2 separate regions of the Homo sapiens genome follow, and region 2 is linked to region 1. A link is a loop called in an ENCODE intact Hi-C map of the cell type or tissue named here. Cell type or tissue: dorsolateral prefrontal cortex. All regions are shown on one strand.

Region 1 (2,500 bases):
CGAGTAGTTGGAACTACAGGCACGTGCCACCACACCTGGCTAATTTTTGTATTTTTAGTAGAGACAGCGTTTCACTGTGTTGTCCAGGCTGGTCTTGAACTCCTGACCTTGTGATCAACCCGCCTTGGCCTCCCAAAGTGCTGGGATTACAGGCGTGAGCCACCGCGCCTGGCCAGGAATAATCTTTTTAAACAAAAACAAGAAGCATGGAAACTGTCATAGAATTCCTTTTTGTTTTGTTTTTTCCATCCTCCCTGGCAGATTCTGAAAGTCTGTGGGAGGGATGGATGAGCACAGAGGAACCTAGTGGGAGAGGGAAATGTGGGGGGAGAGGGTGCCATGCAAAGAAGAGATCTTTAAGGGAGAATTGCCGGCCCTCTTAACAGTGAGCAGCACATGCCCCTATTCCTTCTCCACCCTGGGGAGAGAAGGAAGGGGCCAAAAGGACACATAACTGTTACGAGGCATTATAATTATAGATCTAAAATACATGGGAAAGAAGCCTGGGGGAGTAGGAAAATTAAGTCTGAAATCAGAACCAAGTTCTAATCCCCATTTGTCTTTTATCCATGCAGGATTTTTCAGATCCTCAGTTTTTCTTCACCTGTAAAGTGACAGCTGTTCCTACCTTGTCAGAGGCAGAGGATTAGCAATAATGCAAGCGAAATGCGTAGTAAAGTGCTCGGCCCATAGCAGGCACTTAGTGAGAGGTAGTCATTGATGTGAGGTTTTTTCCTTATGTTGTGAATTAAGGCACAGATTCTGGAATTTGGTTTGGCCGTGCATGAGAAGTTTGTACCTCAAGATATGAGACCCCTTCACAAAAAGCTGGTTGACCAATTCTTTGTGATGAAGTCGAGCTTAGGGATACAGGTATGTATACTTAGGTGTCCATGGCGGGGCAGCCTGATCACTGCCGTTTGCTTGTTAAAGGGATGATGATGTATCCAATAGTGACATCTTGTGGTTTTTCTACCAAACTGCACTGTTTTACCAGGGAGCCCTCAAATACAATTGCCTTGTCTGCTATTTGCGAGGCTTTCCTTTTGGGAAAACACAAATGTAAGTGAGGGAAAGCCAAATAATACTGGAACTTGCTTTAATAGCTCCCTATGTGAAGACTTGATGGCAATTAGGATGTGTGCCTAGTATGCTAACCTGTCTCATAAGTTATTTTGCCCAAATCATTACTGTAATGAGATATTTCCTTTACTACATCTTTAGGAGTTCTCTGCTTGTATGCAAGCCAGTCCTGTCCATTTTCCTAATGGAAGCCCTCGTGTGTGTAGAAACTCAGCACCTGCTTCTGTGAGCCCAGATGGTACCAGGGTAATTCCTAGACGCAGGTAAGTCATATTCCAAATTATCTTACAATTTGGCCTCACCCGCAAGCTGATCTGGAATGGTTCTCTCATTCTTTATGGCACAATTTGTCAAATACGCTATTTCTTAATGAAATAACTAACCCGCGAGGCAGCTGCAGACCTCTGCCACCAGTAAAACAGCAACAGCATGAGAAATAAATAAACTCAAACATTTGATTATATTGAGGCAAACAGGAGAAAACAAAACGGAATGTATTTTCCCCCCTTTGGTTTCATAGCATTCTAGCACATGATAAAGTACAATTTGGAGACTGAGTTAATGACCTTTTTTTTCCCCCTGAAACAGCCCGTTAAGTTACCCAGCTGTCAACCGATATTCTTCCTCCTCACTGTCCTCACAAGCTTCTGCTGAAGTAAGCAATATTACAGGGCAATCAGAAAGCTCTGATGAAGTCTTTAACATGCAGGTACTTAATTAGCTTTTTGTCTGGTTGTGTTTATTCCTTTTCTGTCTCAATCATGAGTGTTTCTGTTCATTCTGCTGTGCTGATGAACAGACCAACAAGCAAGAACTTGGCTTAAGGACAAACCTTTAAACACTCTTCTTGCTTTATGGGTCTCTAGAGTCTACAAAGACGTTTCTCTTAAAACTGCCCCATCGCTTTAAGACGACATCAGCAAGCGATGGAAAAGCCTAGGCACGCTGCACAAGGTTCAGCTCTGAGACCTGCCCCAAGTTCCTTCTGCAGTCCAGGACTCTCAGAGTGTGTTGCCACTCACTAGCTGCCTCTTAGCTTGCCTTTTTTTTTTTTTTTTTTTTTTTTTTTTTTTAGCGAGTCTCACTCTGTCTCCCAGTCTGGAGTGCAGTGGTGCGATCTTGGCTCACTGCAACCTCCGCCTCCCGGGCTCAGGCAGTTTTCGTGCCTCAGCCTCGTGAGTAGCTGGGATTACAGGTGTGTACCACCACGCCCGACTAATTTTTGTATTTTTAGTAGAGACGGGGTTTCACTATGTTGGCCAGGTTGGTCTCGAACTCCTGACCTCAAGTGATCTGCCCAATTTGGCCTCCCAAAGTGCTGGGATTACAGGCATGAGCTACTGCGCCCGGCCCCTCTTAGCATTCCAAAATGGCTTTTTTTTTCTTTAAGAAGACATGATTTGGCTAGGTGCAGTGG
Region 2 (2,500 bases), 110 kb before region 1:
TAAAAGTATATTTTCAAAAACTACCTGGGACCTCAAGAAAGCCTTTGGCTAAAAATCATTAGTGTTTTGTTCCTTCAGTCTCAATCCCTTTATCTCACCCCTCCTCTTCCCGCTTACCCGTATTCCCCTCTGGTTCCCTCTCCCCAGGCTTTTCCAAAGGGAAAAAACTCTAGGGTGAAGCCCTTTCCAGGTGTTCACCATCAGGGAGCTCTGAAAGCACTTGCTGAAAGTTTAACAGTTTCCACAGTTTTTCAGGCTCTTTTCTTGGATTTTATGAAAGATTTGCCCACATAATGATTTTGGGTTTTCTGTTTTTGTTGTTGTTGTTAAAGGCTAAACAGCTATAACCATGTTTAAGTGGATGTTCTTAACCAAGAACCTAGAAAGATGTATCTTTGAAAAACAGTTTCTACATCTGTCTCTAGACAGGGCAAAGATAAAATTAATAGTTTTAGGTAACACCTCACCCTGCACATAGAACTTAAGATGAAAAATATACCTCACTGAAATCATAGTTGCCCCTAGGTTTTAACTGTGGGTTTTGAAAACAAATGTAAACTCACATATTTTGGGAGTCACAAGACTCCCTTTCAACTTAGTTCTCTTACTATGTTTCTGAACTTCTCAATGCGGATTGACAGTATAACAAGCACATTACTGGGGAAAGGGTGACACCTGTATCATTTCATTTCTTACACGTCACTCATCCACATTTGCACAGATTTTCAGAGGGATGGGGAGCATGTGTGTCACAGGCAGCTGCCGTGGCTTGCAAGGTAGTGGGAATTGCTGTCTCCCCGTGCTCAGAGCAAGCACCAGCAGATGGAGTCATTGTAAACCAGACTGATAACGGGCCTCCTCACTCTTCCTGTTTAAGCTGTGTTTAAACCTGAAGACAGAAATGCCAGGCTCTATTTGAGTAGCCTGTAATATCCAGTAGAACTCATGATGGAGTCCATTCATTCAACAAATATTTATTATGGACAGACTCCACAGTATTATATTAGAAATATATTAGGATGGAAATACTATAACAAATTGAACCAATAGAGTCCCTGCTCTCTGTCTGTTTACAGTAAAGCACAAAAGTAGATGTCGAACAAATAATTATAATATGATAAAGTACAGCAGCGTATGTGATGGGGCAAGTTTCCAGGGTGCCATGTAGCAGGGAAATCTGAGCAAATCTTGGGGCTCATTCCACCTGCTTAGCCTCAGTTAGTGCCATCCATGTGCTGACCTAACTCTCACATTTATATTTCTAGGCCAGATCTCTCCTCGGAGCTCCAAACTTGAGTATCCAACTGTGCTCTTAACATCTCTGGTGGATATCTCACAGGCTCCTTAAACTCAGCATGTCTAAAATGAAAATCTCAACTTTTTTCTCTCTGAGCTTAGTCTTTCCTGGCTCAGTAGGTGGCAGCACCATCCACCTAGAAGCCTCAGAGTCATTCCTTCTCCCTTTTGCCCTTTGTCTCTGTCTGTGGCCAAGAAACCTCACGTGCCTCTGTAGCTTCTCCACACCCCCACTGCCTCCTCTCTAGTCCAGCTGCACTTGCTCTGAGCTGCCTCTGTCTTTTCTCTCCTTGTTTCCTGTATTTCCTTTCACCACCCATCTATTAGCCAAAGTTACCTTCAGAAACATACCAGATGATGTCACTCCCAGCTCCTACTCACATCCCAGTTCTGTTTTATTGGGGGGCACTCTCCAGAATTGATCTTCCATGCCCTGTGATGTGGCCCCGTCCACCTGCCTCATCTCATCTCCTTGCTACTTTTCTCTGTTTGGAATCCACTTTCTTCAGCTCCTGCCCAACAGAGTTAATTCCCATTTATCCTTCATGGTTTAGTCTCTCATTTTCTCAAGAAATTTTGGTGCCCCACCCACTCAATTATCACTTTTATAGTACACTGTGTTTTGCTTCTTGAATCACCTAGCACAATTATAATGAAATAGAGAATTGGGTATTTCATTGATTAACGTCTGTTTCCCTCCTCCACCCCAGAAGGGAAACCCCAGAGGCCAGGGACTTTATTTGCCTTGATCACAATGATATCTTTAGCTTCCCTAATAGTGCCTGGTGCAAAGTAGGTGCTTAATAGATGTTTCATGAACACTAGGTACTGACTGAATCATGGGTTAGGGATCGGGATACAGTAGCAAAAGCTACTGAATAGCTGGGTGCGGTCGCTCACGCCTGTAATCCCAGCACTTTGGGAGGCCAAGGCAGGTGGATCACCTGAGGTCAGGAGTTTGAGACTAGCCTGGCCAACATGGTGGAACCCTGTCTCTACTAATGTAGCAAGATGAGCCACAGACAGAACTCCTCAGACACCGAGTTAAAGAAGGAAGGGCTTTATTCGGCTGGGAGCATCGGCAAGACCCACGTCTCAAAAACTGAGCTCCCCGAGTGAGCAATTCCTGTCCCTCTTGAGGGTTACAACTCTAAGGGGGTCCGTGTGAGAGGGTCGTGATCGATTGAGCAGGCAGGGGGCTGCA

What was found. Peaks named below come from ENCODE experiments on the same cell type or tissue, not always from the same donor. Only the 100,000 strongest peaks of a DNase experiment are listed, where the experiment ranks them.
Region 2: it touches region 1 in a loop (6-fold over the local background); 41 of 110 quality-filtered maps call a loop at or near these places.

What each region holds. Positions count from the first base shown.
Region 1 is chr7:111,740,386-111,742,885 of GRCh38, reverse strand. It overlaps DOCK4 (dedicator of cytokinesis 4), which reads left to right. Exons shown (of 53, transcript NM_001363540.2): 45 at 754-873; 46 at 1,225-1,346; 47 at 1,672-1,792. Among named protein-coding and RNA genes, the nearest start is that of DOCK4-AS1, 67 kb to the left of the region's middle. RefSeq lists an enhancer at 1-7. In dorsolateral prefrontal cortex, CTCF peaks have their summits at 760 and 962 (motif pointing left); a DNase peak (open chromatin) is centred at 895; H3K27ac peaks cover 1,523 bases.
Region 2 is chr7:111,854,358-111,856,857 of GRCh38, reverse strand. All of the region lies in intron 23 of DOCK4 (dedicator of cytokinesis 4), which reads left to right. Among named protein-coding and RNA genes, the nearest start is that of DOCK4-AS1, 47 kb to the right of the region's middle. In dorsolateral prefrontal cortex, CTCF peaks have their summits at 811 (motif pointing right), 1,217 and 1,433 (motif pointing right); DNase peaks (open chromatin) are centred at 787 and 1,467; H3K27ac peaks cover 2,079 bases.